2 separate regions of the Homo sapiens genome follow, and region 1 is linked to region 2. Evidence: chromatin loops called from intact Hi-C (ENCODE). Cell type or tissue: PC-3. All regions are shown on one strand.

What was found. Hi-C counts contacts between places; a loop is a spot of excess contacts. Peaks named below come from ENCODE experiments on the same cell type or tissue, not always from the same donor. Only the 100,000 strongest peaks of a DNase experiment are listed, where the experiment ranks them.
Region 1: a loop joins it to region 2, with 3 times the contacts of the local background. A loop is called at or near these places in 1 of 110 quality-filtered maps.

Annotation. Positions count from the first base shown.
Region 1 is chrX:108,395,401-108,403,400 of GRCh38, forward strand. All of the region lies in intron 2 of COL4A6 (collagen type IV alpha 6 chain), which reads right to left. Among named protein-coding and RNA genes, the nearest start is that of COL4A6, 39 kb to the right of the region's middle. In PC-3, no CTCF peak of the experiment used is centred here; DNase peaks (open chromatin) are centred at 1,321, 2,771 and 4,211; H3K4me3 peaks cover 3,238 bases; H3K27ac peaks cover 6,929 bases.
Region 2 is chrX:108,533,986-108,541,985 of GRCh38, forward strand. COL4A5 (collagen type IV alpha 5 chain) reads left to right here. Exons shown (of 53, transcript NM_033380.3): 2 at 5,761-5,820. Among named protein-coding and RNA genes, the nearest start is that of COL4A5, 98 kb to the left of the region's middle. In PC-3, a CTCF peak has its summit at 3,224 (motif pointing left); no DNase peak of the experiment used is centred here; H3K27ac peaks cover 1,115 bases.

The DNA of each region.
Region 1 (8,000 bases), 140 kb before region 2:
TTTCTTTAGGTGAGAAGAAAAATCTCCACAGATAATATTTATCAATCTCAAAAGAAAAGAACTATAAGCAAAAATTACAATGAGTTGATGCAATAACTGCAGGTATCTCATGTTTTTCCTTAACCCAATATCTAGAAAACATTACAGCTTATAAAATATAAATGATTTGACTTTGGTTTATCCTGTCAGTCTTATTAAGCAGGAGAATCAACTTCCCATGTTTCCTTAACTTTTCTATGTGCCCTGAATTATAGTTTATATTTGCCTTTACAGTTTGCATGGCAATGTGAACAAATGTACTATGATTGTCCCTGTGGATGTTTTGCATTTTCTGAAACTAACTTCTGTCCCAAGGGTCTCTCACAAAGATAGTAAAAAATACATCTAACTAGCTTTCCCAAAGGGCTTCATAATAAGAGGGGCTGACGTCATTTTCTCTCCCAGTTAACCACCTTGTAGTTTTATGACGAATCAGAACAAGCATGATTTTTGTTCTTCATATACCTCATTTAAACATGGCTGATCCAGGACCGCTTTAAACAGCATTAAACTGTTCACTTTGGACATTCTACAGCCAATTTCTTTTTTGTGTTTAAGTGTTTTAAAATGTTAATTCTCTCTCCTTTTTCACGGTACCCTCCCTAAACTCTGGGAAATAAAACATATTAATAAATAATAACAAATAAAATTAGTAAATAAAAATAAGTTATTAAATAAAATAATTATATAGAATTATTAATTCTCTTTACCACACTGTCAACTGTCTGCAGAGTGGACAGAGTGGAAGTTGGGTAAAATCTGTTTTCCTCAGGTATGTGAGAGCACTAGCCTGTACCTGTGTCTCTTGCTGTTCACACATTCCTCTGTTGTGGAATTCAGGTCAGAAACTCCGTATCCCCCACCTCCACTCCTCCTCCTACTCTTTCCACCCTCCCTTTTCAAGGCCTCCCAAGAATGAATTCACAACCTTGGAATGAAGAAGGTGAACGAAACCTTTTCTTTTCTCATCTTAGTGTCTGTGCGCTGGTCTGGGTTTTCCCAAATTGAGTGAATTCATCAAATGTGTCGGGACAGAGGTGCTCTCTCTCATTAAGTGTACTCCAGCACAAAGGCATTTCTGTTATCTAAAGTCTAGGTCCAGTGCCTGAACTTCTGGTTGGATACCTATAGAAGCTCTGTTAACTCTTTCAGAACAGAAAGGTATGATGCAGCACTACCTGCCAGTGCTAAATAATCATTCCACAGGCTGTTGGGGAGATAACACTTCCAATTCAAAAGTAACGCAAGTCATGATGCACCTAAGATTTATAAAATGATGTCATTCAGAAGGTGAGTCACAGGAAGAGAGTTCATTCAGTGCTGACTGTGAAGTCAGGGAAGACAATCAATGTAATTTGACATGAGCTCCCTTTCTCTGCCTGTTCGATTTCTATGTCTCTTTCAAGGCCTAGCTCAAAGTTTCACCTGACCCAGGAAGGCTTCCCTGACCACCAAGGCAAATGCTGACCTCTCTTTCTCCTTTGATCACTTAGCACTTGCAAATGACATTTATCTCAAAATTATTTCTATTTGTAATGACTTTCTATTCATGTATATGGTGCCTCTCCATGCAGGTTACAACATTATTGAGAACAGAAACCTTGTCTTACACATCGTATCTTCCACAAATTCAGTTATACACACAGTAGATTGGGACTCTTCAACCAAGAAGATTTTCTCTCCTTCACTAAGCCAGGCCCTAAGTATTCTTCAAGATCCATTATAAATAAGCATATAATCTACATAAGAACAGTATGTTTGTTAATGTAAATGCAGTTTCAGGACAAGTCCCTCAACCCTTCCTTCTACTCAGATTGCTATACCCTAAGCCTATTCTACATAGAAATTATGAATTAGCTATGATGGTGATGATCTGTTCTTTGAGGCCTTCCTCATCCTCTCCAAAAGTGGGTTACTCACTTAACAATCAACAATTGTTAATGTCTTTATCATTTATTGCTTAAATATAGTCAGGCGTGCACTTTTGTTTATCTCTTTTTATGTCTTGTTTCTCAAACTAGTCATTAAATTACTAGGTGATTTAGACCAGCACATTCTATTTCTTTTTCATCTGCCACAGCCCTTGAATGCTGTATGCATTCAAGTAAGCAATAAAAACATGACATTCAATTAATGGAAGATATTCAGGACAACAAAAATATTAGGCAAAAAGAACAAGCAGAGAGGAGCCATCTAACTCCCTGAAAAAAAAAAAAACACATATGGAGAAGTAGGTATACTGATGTAATCATATCACAAAGACATTGTATGGAACTGATGCTCATTTGCAGTTTTTACTGATTAGTTAGATCAGTCTCTGCCTACACATGTAGGTCCTTGCTGTAGTGTTGTCCACCCTCAGTGCAAACACATCTTTCTATAGCTGATACCAAGCAAAGGAATTCCATTGAAGTCTGGTAGAAACTACCAATTAGACAAAAATGTACCTTTTTGAAAAGGCTAATTAGCTGACATTGTGGTTCAAAATGGCCAAGCAGATACTGAAGCACAAAATGGTTAAGCAGATACTTACTGAGTTCTTTTTACACTCAAGACCCCGTGTTAGACGATGTGAGAGTTTAGTCCACAAAACAGCTGACTATTCTTAAAATTATTGTTAAAGAGTAAAACACAAAGCCGTGAGCAATATATGTTAAAATAGTTAAAGCTCATTTGGTAGGTCAAAAAGTACTCGCCCCACCCTACCCTCACGGCAAGAACTGACTAATGATGAATCAATCTTCGCAAATCCTTGGCACTGCCCATCTATTTTAGGCATTATCAGATTCTGATTCTGAGTCACTTTACTTTTGCAATTACTTCTGCAAATTCCCCCTCATTTTATGTAAAGAATCAAACTCAGAAATCTTAGATCTGGGAAAGCCTAAAAGGTTGTCCATGGTTCTGTACCTTTTAAAATTTATGTGTGTCTGTGTGTTTTGGACATCTTCTCAGAACAATTCCTTAAATGCATAAACTAAACACATAACAGTGATTCCTACTAATTAAAGTTCAAGAACATACAGAACTGATCTATGGTGTCAGAAGTCAGGATGTGTTAGGTTCTATATTCTGTAGTGGTGGTAACATTCTTGTTCCTTGTTCTGGGTGGTAGTTATACAGTTCTATTCATCATGCAAAAATTCACTTATGATTCGTGCACTTTTCTAGATGGATGTTCTACTTCAATGAAAAAATTCAAAACTAAAATAGGACCTATAGGATTACCAAAAAAGTAGGTTACATTGAAATATAGTTCTATCCACAGACCGTTAAGGGATCGCCTTCCTTGATTAAGACCCTAGATTAAGAACCCAGAAAAAAGAGGTAGGGTGTACAGAGAGATATATGCTAGGAACTTCTCACTTCTAAGAGTTGACAATCTGAGAAAAAAAGACTGGAAAATTGCGAATTTGGAGAAACCAATAAGTATACTTGGTAAGAGTCAAACAAGAGGGAAAGACAAAAGAGAAAAGTGGCAATAAATACTTTGGCGCTAGAGTGTCAGGGCAGAATAAGCAGAAGGATGTGGAATCCATGCTGTAAGTAGAAGGCTGTGAAGTGTTTGGATAAATTGAAGGGAGAGCATCCTTTTTGTAGTATGGCCAGTCAAAGTCTTGGGAGGCATTATATCTATTTTGCTGGCCATGGTGAAGGAGGCACATAAGTAGGTAGTATGAAATAAAGCTGCTGACTACTGCTGGGTACAGAAGGGGAGGAGGAGTTGAACTTGGATTTCTCATAAATGAAAAACCATGCAAGAATTTTTAGCAAGGCAGTAATAGAGAGAATGCTGTTTTACGAACTCATTCAGTTTAATTTAACAAACACGTATGAAATGCCCACTAAGTTCAATGTACTATGTTAGATTCTGCCCTGGTTAATGGTCTCAAATAGACTCTAAGATTTTTTATTTTGTGCCTTTCATTAGTACTAGACCTATCTAATTTGTAAATTGTCCAATTACATTTACATTCTAGATTGGTATAAATTATACTGTAATTTCTTCAAAACAGCAACTCTTTAAATACTACAAATCAGGGAAAACTGGGGCAAAAAGACAATAGGATATGTTCCTATTTGGGTCAGGAACATGCCTCCAAGTTTTTAGTTGGATTGTTTCCAAGTGTACTGTTTGTGCAAGTGTTTTCCCTTCAGGCAATGTTCTTTTCAACACACAAAATGCTAGGGCTGGAAGGAAGATGAGACACCCAGGGAAAGCAGCAGATTTTAATCACCATTGAATAATCCAATGATTCATCCTAGTATATTTCATTATTAACCATTTTGAAAGTTTGATAATGCAAAGGGACTATAGAAAAGCCCATCTAAGAACATAAACCCAGATAATGCAGAAGCTTCCAAAATTCCCAGCCTACTCTGATTTTCCTACTTGTTTAACATGGAGATCACACTGAATTGTAAACTAAGTATTGTCAGTCTCACATTGAAAAAGACAGTGGAGATGGCTAATTTCAGGGAGTTTACTGTGTTCCTTTTAGTGCCTGAAAGCCATTCTATTGCTGTCATCATGACTACCAGTCAAGACATGCTTTATGATTTCTATCAGACTCTGTATTCAGACTACATGGCTGCCAATAAAACTTTTCTTTTCCGAAGGCCAGTACTGAGCCTCCTTTATTATGAGGTGAAGGTTTGTAGAGATTATTATTTGCTAGGAAAAAATGTCTTTAGACAATTCTCTAAGAAGTGATTTCTTTGCCCTCTTTACTGCTGGGCAAATATTTTGCTGTTACTACCCCCAGGAAATAGAAGTCTCTAGGTTTGTCATTTAATTCCGCTTTCTCCCTCCTTTCCTTCCCTCTCTCCTCGCTCTTTCAGAGTCTCTTAAAATAAGAGACTTCTTTACTACAATGTTAAAAACTTTGGCCATAAATCACATAAAGATGGTACTATCTCATTACTCATTTTTGCTTGTAATAGATTAAATTATCAGCATTTTAGTAGTCACACCCAGATTTTCATAGCTCACTTATTTTTGCTCTTAGCTCAAGGCTAGAGCTGCATCTCAGAGCAATGACAAAAGGAATATGCTTTCTATCTAGGGTCCAAATACAGCAGGGTGAAACTGCTGCCTCATCTCACCTGAACCCCAGAGAAAAATGCCTTTTGCAATTTACAATCTGGTTTCAGAAAATCTCTTTTCCAGCTCCCACTGTGAAAAAGGACAAAAGAAAAAGTCTTATCTTCTGTTTTTTGAAAAAGGCCCATGTATGTATGTATGTGTGTGTGTGTGTGTATGTGTATGAATGTGTATGTGTGTTTAAATATAAATGCACAGATAAAAGATAGCCTTCATTTCTTTATATAGTAATGAATTAAGCCTTTCTTTTACTCACGTTGTAAATATTTGCCCAAATGTGGCATTTGCCTACTATTTTTTCCATGAACTATTTTTGACACAAAAAATTTAGAAAGTGTTCAAAGGTATCAAGAATTTTCTTTAGCCTTTCAGGCTTTATAACATCCTTAGAATTTAGAAAGTCATTCCCTATTCCACACTTATATGAGAATATTTCTCTATGTTCTCTTGTAGAATTTTTCAAGGTTTTGTCTCTCACATTTAAGATTTTATTATACCCGATGTATATTGTGGTGTCTTGTATGCAATACAGATTTCACTTTTTCAAAATTACTGTCAACTATCTCCAAAAAAGCTGATTTGAGGTGCTACCTTCACTATTTATTAAGTTCATATATATATTTAGATATGTGTCTGAAAATAGTCATTTCTTGAGTCCTTAAAAATGTGCACATCCTTTGACATAGTAATTTTATGTGTAGTTATGTTCCCTAAGGAAAATAAGTAAGTATAAAGCCTCAGCTATAAAAGTGTTAATCACAGTATTATTTTCAAGAACTTAGGTTGAAAACAACCTAAAATGTGTAACAATATGGGAGTAAAATATAATATCTATTTAATATGATAAAATGTGGTCATTAATAGGTGATGTATAAGGCTGTTAGGGAGATTATATTAAATATATTCATGATACTGATAAATGAAAATAGGTTACGATAGCATAATATGTACAGTATGGTCACATTCCTTTACAATACAAATATATACACATACATAAAATCTATTGGAAGGATATGAACTGAAAAAGTTAAAAATTGTGGAATTATGGGTGGGTACTCTTACTTTTCTTCCTTATTCTTTTCTGCATTTTTCCATTTTTCTACAATGCAGGTATATTATTTTGTAATCAGGCAACATAAGTTTTATTTTTAACTAAAATAAAAATTTGCAGCATTTACATGTTAACAGGGAGTAACCAAACTGAAAACCAAGACCTAAAACTCACAGCTTATTGCTTTTAAAATGTTTCATCCACTATGGAGGTCAAGTGAATTGCCAGGGAGTTATCCATGTACTATTGTGGGGAAATCTCTCTACTGAGATGGGTATATTTTTCCTCCTTCAATCTATTGATATTGTAATTTGAATTTATGCATGTCTTAATGTTAAAACCACTGCTACATTCCTGAGATTAACCCAACATGTCATGATAGATTTTCCTTTTTATATCCTACTGGATTTACTTTCCTAGTATTTTGTTTAGGATTGTTACATTTATGTTCATAAAAGAAACTGGCCAGTAATTTTCCTTTCTCTTTTTGCCATTATCTTTTTTTCCCCTTAAAGTTATACTGATCTCATGGAATAAGTTGGTGGGGTACTCCTGCTTTTTCTATTCTCTGGAAAATCTGTATAAAGACTGAGATAATCTGTTTCATAAAAGATTAGTATAACTTTAACTACAGAATGCATTTCTTTAATCGTTATTCTTCTAAGAATTTGTCTATTTTATTTTAAGCAAAATTTAATGGCATAAAGTTGTTTGCAACATCCTCTTATCATATTTTCAATATCCAGAGCATATATAGTTATATCTTCTTTTTAATAGCTGATATTATTTGCGACATTTTTTCCTTGCCAGAGGTTTTTCAGTTTTATTATTCTTTTCAGAAAACCAACTTTGACTTTAATGATCCTCTCCGCTGCATGTTTGTTTTCTATTTAATTAATTTCTCCTCCTAACTTTTTCTTCAACTTTTTAGGATTTGTTCTGTTTTTCTTTTTCTAACTTCTGAAGTTGAATATCTATATCATTAATTTTTAGTCTTCATTTTCTTATTATAAGAATTGAATAACATACATTTTTCCATGTATAAATCTCATTACATGCTACAAGTTTTGATATATAGTATTTTTGTTATCATTCAATTCTAAAATTTAATTTTTATTATAATATTATGTGTGTTTTCAATGTCTAAATGCATAGGGATTTTGAAAATTATCTTTTTGTTGTTGACGTCATATGGTTAGAAAACATGTTCTAGACGTATGGATTTCTTTAAATTCTGTTGTAATTTGCTTTAGGGCCGAATACATGCTCAATTTTTATGTATGTTCCATGTCTGCTAGAGAAGAATATGTATTCTCTAACTGTTGGATATAGTGTTCTATAAACATTTACTATATCAAGCTTGTACTTAGGTTGTTCAAATATTCTATATCTTTGCTAATTTTTTATCTGCTTGAAGTATTCATAATTGAATGAGGTGTTTAAAAATCTTCCTCTAAGATAGCAGATTTGTTATTTTCTTCTTGCATTGCATTAAATTTTGCATTCCATTTCGATCGGTAAGTGATCTGCTTTCAGTGTAATTGTTGTTCTTCTCTATGTGATCTGTCCCTCTGCTGTTAAGATCTTTTTCTTGATGGTGTCCTAAAGTTTCACCACAATGTATCTATGCAAAGATTAGCTCTCTCTCTCTCTCTCTCTCTCTCTCTCTCTCTCTCTCTCTCTCTCTCATCTTGTTTTGGTATGTGTTGTATTTCCTGAATTTGAGGATTCATATGTTTAATAAATTCTGAAATATTCTTCATAATTATGTATACAAATAATACCTCTCCTCAATTCCCTCTATTA
Region 2 (8,000 bases):
TGAGATATCATCTTATCCCAGTCAAAATGGCTATTAATAAAAAGACAAAAAACAACAGATGTTGGCAAGGATAAAAAAAATAAGGGAACTCTTATATGCTGTTGTGAACATAATCTAGTACAGCCACCAGAAAACTGTATGGATATTTAAAAGAAAGAGAGAAAGAGAAAGAGAGAGAGAGAAAGAGAAAGAAAGAAAGAAAGAAACTAAACATAGCATCACCATACAACCCAGCAATTCCACTACTAGGTATCTATCCAAAGGTAAAGAAATCAATATATCAAAGAAATACCTACACTTGCCTGTTTATTGCAGCAGTATTCATAATCACAAAGATATGCAATTAACCTAAGTGTGTATCAACAGGTGAATGGATAAAGAAAATGTGGTACATATACAGAATGGAATACTACTTAGCCATAAAAACTAGTGAAATCATGTCATTTGCAGCAACATGGATGGAACTCGATGTCATTCTCTTAAGTGAAATAAGCCAGCCACAGATTGACAAATATTGCATGTTCTCACTTGTATGTGGGAGCTAAAAAATTGACCATATGGAGGTAGACAGTGGAAAGACAGAGAACAGAGACTGGGAAGGGTAAGTGTCAAGGAGGGGGAGGATGAAGAGAACTGGGTTCTTAGCATATTAAAGATGTCATTCCGTGGTCTTCTGGCTTTGATTATTGCTTCTGAGAACTAATCTGTAAATTAATTTTCACTCTCTTGAAGGCGGTCTGTCTTGTCTTTTTTGATGCTTTTAAGGCCTTTCCTTTACTTTTATGTTATGCAGTTATGTTCTGCTGCACCTAGTTTCAGGTTTTATTTTTATGCCATTGAATCTGTTTGGTTTCTTGAATCACAAATATCTGTAGATTTTTCTTGAGAAATCTTAGCCGTTGTCTCTTTAGTATTGTCTTTATTCCCTCTCTCACCTCTTCTAGAATCCCAATTTCCTTTATGTTATTCTTCCTCACTCTTTCTTCCATGTCTCTTAATGATTATTTCACAGTTTCCATGTTTTATCTCTATGCCACATTATATATAATTTCTTTTTAGCTTTACTAAGTCTTTTAACTTTATACTGTCTCTCTTCAGCTCTATCTAGTCTGTTGTGAAGCCCATCCATTGAGTTTTAAATTTCAATTACTATAGCTTTTACTTCTAGAATTTATATTTTATTTCGATTGAGCTATGTCATTTTCATACAATTGCTGGCTCCCTTTATTATTTTTAAGTTAGAAAAATTCTTCTATAATTGTAAAGATAGTTACTATATATTTTTTATCTGATAATTCCAATGTGTGAAATATTTAGTGAGTACTTTCTGTTGTCATATGTTTCTTTTGGCTTTTGCTTATGGTTTTTTTTCTTGTATGCTTAATGGTTTTTAATTAGGAAATCTCATCTTCCTTTAAAAAAATGATACATTAGAATTATTTGAAGTTTACTATGAAGGCATGTTTTTTCTACGTAGAGTCAGTATGTATTTTTGCCCAGCCTCTAGAAGGTCAATGCAGTCAGAGTCCACTCAGGTAATGCTAATTTGGATTGCAAATCTGGCCAGTTTGTGGTGAGTTTTTTAAGGGTTTTTTTTCCTGTACTTCTCTGCTAAGCACCAAGAGATCTTTTCTTCCACCTCCCTGGGTGTGGGATTGTGAGGTACATTTATGCGTGGTACACCCTTATAGTAAAAGAAATTATAAAACAAAACCCAAAAATTATCCAAGTTTGGCATATGTCCTCCGGGAAAAAGTAGTTTCATTGATCAGTTCATTTTTTGGTTTTCCCTAGATTTTGATTTGATAAATCCTACTGTGCTTCCCTTTGATGCTTTTAGGAAGAAGTTTTTACTTTTTTCCAAGCATTTTTTTTTTAAGTAAGCATTTCAGTCTGGATACCTAACTGGCCACATTATTGGAATATTTCTTATTTCTCTCTGCCATTATTTTGTAGTATGTGTCTCCTTGGAACACCTGAATCAAAATTACTTAGAGATGTTTATTAAAATTTCAGATTCTGCTATTCAACTTCAGCTTACTGGAAGAATCTTTACGATGGGTTGCTGGTATGTAAATTTTTGTGAGGTTCTTTAGGTGACCCTAATTCATACAGAATTTGTTTTTATTTGTACTTTTAAGTCTAATATCTGCTGTTTTAATTGTAGCAGCATGAGATCTAAATTTATTATTTTTTATATTTATTCTAGCACCATATGTTGAAAAATTCATTGTTTTCACATCTATTTGACGTCAACTTTTATCATATAGTAGTTGTGTGTGTGTGTGTGTGTGTGCACGTGCTTGCATGTGTAAATCTGTTTCTGGCCTTCCTATTTTTGTTAACTGAATACCATACTATTTTAATTATTGTAGTGTTGTGATGTGTTTTACTGTGTGATAATACAAAACTTTCCTTACTCATTTATTACTTTCTCCCACAATAAAAATTTAAAATATTACTGTAGTTTCATCATTTTCTTGCTTCTTTCATCTTCAGTGATTTCGAAAAATTAGTTTTTTTCATATGAACTTAGCCTTTTAGACTGAGGTACTTAATGTTCATTTTACTTCTTTGCCCCAATCAATTTTGTATTTTAATCATGCTTAGCATGGCAATTTTTCCTCTAGGTAGCTTTCTGTCTATCCTTCCAAGTTGAAGTCCAGGTATTCACTTTCTCCACAGAGCCTTTGTCAATACTTTCAGGCTCAAGGGAACTGTTTTTCTTAACTTTGATAGCAATTATTGACTATACCACTCATTTTTACCTGGCAAATCCTACAGAATCACAGAGAGTGAAATCTGGAAGCTACCTAAGGAGATCATATTGTCTATGTATGCCATTTTACAAATGAGAAAACAGCCAAAGAGTATGGAAATGATTTGTCCATGGTCAAATGTTTCAACTTCTGAAGTAAAATTATGATATACCGCTGTATCATTATTCCATTGTATTTTGATATTCTTTTCATATGTCCTGAAAATACCCAGTTACTTAAAAAATAAAATACCTAGTTACTTAAAAAAACAAAAAACCTAGACTGGAAGTTCCTTAAAGGTAGCACCTGCATGTACTTTTGTACAACTCATAGAACTATTATTGTGCTTGTGTTTATTAGACACCTAATCAATATTAATAGATGTTGGTAAAAAAACAAATTGTTCCATTAACCAGATGTCAAACTGGGGCTATCTCCTTGTGGGCGCCACTGTTATAACTGTATAGAAAGTGGCATCTAGTGGTTGGTGTGCGTATTACAATTGCCTGTTTTGTTTTAACCTATGAGTACCAGAGTCATTCTCATAACCTAGGTGGAATAAATAGACTATAAATTAAAATTTTAAATTGAATTTAAACACATTTATCTATAATTCACAACTGTTTTAATCTGTGCTCTCTCTAAAGTAAAGCTACATGTTAATAAAAAATTGCAAAAAATTATACAAAATTACTTGTAAAATGACATGCGAGAGTATTTAAGGTTTTGCTTGTTTATAAATTATATTAGGAGTTAGGGGCTATCGTTGGATACTGAGAAGTCAAAATGCAATTATAAAGAAAGGTCACATAGAAACTTGTTCATATCAATGAAATCCTGTCAGGTTATTGCTTTGCATTATTTTTAGGAGCTTAATTTGTATTTAAAAGAAGAAGATCTCTCAATAAAGGCTGAAGATGGAAAGCTACACTGTCTTCTACTCGCAACAACAAAAACCCATGCACATATATTCACATATAAAGTTCAGACATGCATTTCAGTGTCAAATGTTAATTATTCTTACATTAACAGCCATTTGGGGTTATCACTACTCTTTACCTCTCCATTAATGCATGAGTGTTGACAATATGCACAATTTAATTCAGGGACTACGACTGTTGACAGTTACTGTCTTGTGAACTTGTGAATCAGTATCTTCTTGTGAAACGGTATCTTCTAAATTTTATAAAATCCATAGTCTGGAACTTAAAATTTATGTTTGCAGAAAAATATTATATATTTTTAATTAACCTCTGTTTCCTGCACATTGTAATATAATTTTTTGTAGATGGGTTCATCCTTCCCATTAGAGAGCAATGATGTACTTTGTACTTCTACTTGCACCTAACATAACATAGTGGCTGTCACATAACAGGTGATCAATAAGTATTTCTTGAATTAGTTACACATGTTGGAGGGAGCTGTGTGTTACTCATCTTAGAAGTCTAGTGCCTAACAATTTTTCTGTCCTCTAGTAATATTCAATTCATATTTGATGAATGAGTAAGTCTGAATAAGCCTATTTAATCTGTAGTGTAGTTAGCGTAAAATACTAAAATCAGTATATAACCCCCAAACATCTATGAATAATAAATAATAGCGGCATAGCAGACTTTCTGTTTGACGTGTCAGGAGCACAGCTTTCACTGGAGCAGCCTCTTGTAGTGTGAGTGAGAGATTACTGCAACATCAAGCCATTGTAGTTTGCTCTTATAATCAGGAAAAGAGGTTTCAGTATGAAGGTGACTTTTAGTTGCAGCTGAGTGAGTTAGGAGTTCTGACCAGAAGGATAAGGTCAGTACTTTCAAAAGGGTTGAGGAGGGTACTTTGGTAGTGACTAGAGTAAAGGAAATCATGGAATGTTGAGCAGCAGGCTAAGGTATTTTATATCAAAGGCCCTCAAGATTGATGGGCATTATTTGGTATTTATGTCACATGAAGGTTTCAGTAACTCAGTCTGGTATCTATCTGATGAAAAGAATGCCACCTCCTTGTAAGTAAACACTGAGCTATCCATGTATATTAAACTAACTTGTTTTTCTAAGCAGTTCATTTTCTAAGAGTAAAGGATAGTACTGAATGGCAGAAGTCACATACTGTATTCTTTTCCTCTATAGGTTTTCTATTTTGGAGGAGGATATTTTTCTGGCTTGAGGACCTCAATTCCTAATATGATTGAATGCCTGTTTAGAACATCTAGACTGTGGGAGCAGCATTTATGGTAAAGCTGTTAGAGACTGAGCTATTATTAGTGATGAAGGAGTAGGAGCAAAGAAAAGAAAGAAAGGTGGTAAAAGATAGTGTTATATATTTTATGCTCCATGATTGCTCATGAATGGAGAGAAACAAGTGACTTGAAGTGGTAGGCATTGTTGTCTAGTTGCCAAGGTCATTGCTAATACAGAGTGAGAGGTAATTTTTTACAAGCAATGTTAGAAGAAAAAAAGGAGAGTTCCTGAGAGTTTGGACATGTGGCAAATCATATTACAGGGAAGTTGTATGAATTTCTTTTCCATTTTTAACATATTTTAGATTGTGCATACTGTCAACACTCATGCATTAATGAAGAGGTAAAGGGTAGTGATAACCCCAAATGGCTGTTAATGTAAGAATAATTAACTTTGAAATGTATGTCTGTACTTTATATGTGAATATATGTGCATGGGTTTTTGTTGTTGTAAGTAGAAGATGGTGTAGCTTTCCATCTTTAGCCTTTATTGAGAGATATCTCATTTTTAATGTCTTGTAAAATGATATTTTTCACTTTAAAATTATAAAAATTATGTTTGCTCATTTTGAAAAGTTAAGACAGAAGTGTATATAATAAAAGGTGCAAGCTTCCTGAGAGGTAACTGTTATTTGCAATTTCGTATATCTTTTCAGATATTTTTCTGGTATCTATCTTTCAAGTTTGGATTGTTGATTTCAGTTGAGCTGTAAGTCAGAGTCTGATTTTTGGGTTCATATTTAATGATTTTTTCCCTCTTTCTCTTCCTTATAGGCTTGCTATGGGTGTTCTCCAGGATCAAAGTGTGACTGCAGTGGCATAAAAGGGGAAAAGGTGAGGTCTTAGATTGGCATTTGAAAATTTAGTAAAGCCAGTAAACTAATGGTTTTAATAAATATTTTTTTAAAAACAGAGCTTCTATCTCAGTACTTAAGTAAGTGAAATGAATCCTATTGCATTGCTTATTTTAGAGAGCTTATAAGGATTAGATTATATCTTAAGGTCAGCAAAGATTTTCTGTAAAAGGCCATATAGCAAACATTTTAGGATTTATGGGACACATCAGTTTCTGTCACATATTCTTATTTATATAAATAGAACTTTAAAAGTGACTAAAAAATATTCTTAGCTCTTGGATCATAGAACATGAGCCTCTTGGGATCTGGATCAGGACCTCTTTCCCGTAACATATTTCTGGCGACCACAGAAGGGACTATAGTGCAGAAACCCTAGCTTAATGGCTACCTTTGGGTAAGTGTTGGGGTCCTTTAATATCTGCATTTGGCCTGAGAGCTATAATCTGCCAAACTCTGATTGGTCTTGTTGAAGGCACTGACTTACTTAATAGGCAAAGACAGGGGAAAAACACTTAAGAAGGAAACTAAACATTTATCAAGCTACTAATCTCTGCCAGATACCAGGCAATATCATGTATTTTTATCTAGTCTATGCAGTTTAATAATAGATGAAAGTCTTTTTTTTTGTTTTTTCGTTTTTGAGACACGGTCTTGCTCTGTCACCCAGGCTGGAGTGCAGTGTCACAATCAAGGCTCACTGCAACCTCCGCCTCCTGGGTTCAAGCAGTTCTCGTGCCTCAGCCTGCCAAGTAGCTGGGATTGTAGGCATGCACCACCATGCCTGGCTTATTTTTGTATTTTTAGTAGAGATGGGGTTTCGCCTTGTTGGCTAGGCTGGTCTCGAACTCCTGGCCTCAAGTGATCTGCCCACCTTGGCAGGGGATTCCAGGAGTGAGCCACCATGCCCAGCTGAATGTTTATTTCTATCTTACTTTTTCCACAGCAGCATCTCCTATTGTACAGATATTATGATTACAAAGTAAGTATTGGTGAAGATTATATAGCATAAGCCTAATCACTATCAGTGAATGACATTAATATTATCAAATATAAAAGGGATAGTAAATTATAGCCTAAAGAGAGTTATACTAGGAGATGGGATCATACTCTTGTCTCCACTCTTTGGGGCTCAGTATTTTTGAATGAATGAGTGAATGCTGCTAATTATATATGAAGCAGTTTAGGACAGTATGTCTAGGGCATAATCTACTTAGAGGTATAGAAGGTACGTTAGCATATTAGACATTCTTAAAAGTTCTGGAGCAAAGAAACCTATTTGTTTGTTTTGTAATGCTACATTTCCAAGCCCCATTTGACCATGTTATAGACTTTCCCCTTAACAGAGCAGCTATTAATATTAATTGGATAGTCTTCTGCAGAACACTTATTTGAGTAACATTAGTTTGATGGGAGTAGTTTCGCAGTAAGGGTGCTTTCTGTAGTGGAGAAAATACCAAGAGGGATTAACTTCATATAATAGTAGAGTGATGTTTATCAGATTAACTTTTGAGATAAGAATGGAATACTCTGGACAAAATATAACAGCTACTTGATAGTACAAGAGAATAACCAAAGGAAAAAGAGGAGAGGCATCTGCACTTGAAAGAAAGGAAATACACTGGGCATATTTGCATTTATATGGCTTTTCCCCTGAGTACAGCCCTTAGTCTGCATGGCAAAGGAAGGCTAAAACCCAGACAAAAACCCATGGTCTTACTGGCTTGAGTCAGCAGAGTTGAGGATGCCAGAATGGCTGAAAAGTGAAGAGGGATATACTGGAATGTAGGGAAACACATTGGAAAGAGCTCAAAAAATTGCTTATAGATTCCATCCAAATTCTTGCTTGAATCCTGAAGTTTATAACTATAGAGGAAGGTTCATACAACCCAGCAAAAAGGAACAGCTGGAAGTCTGCAATAACTGAGCATAGATTTAACCGTTGTCCGTTGAAAGGAGAATGGAGTTTTAAGTTCAAGTTCAGCTGAGTTAACTATACTATTTCTTAAAATAGAAGTTTAATCAATACTCTTCAGAGGAAGTTAAGAGAATCCAGAATCTCTCCATATTACCTACAATATCCAGTATGCAATTAAAAATTACCAAGTAAAAGTGATCTACAGTCAATAAAAAGACCAATCAATGAAAACCAACCCTGAA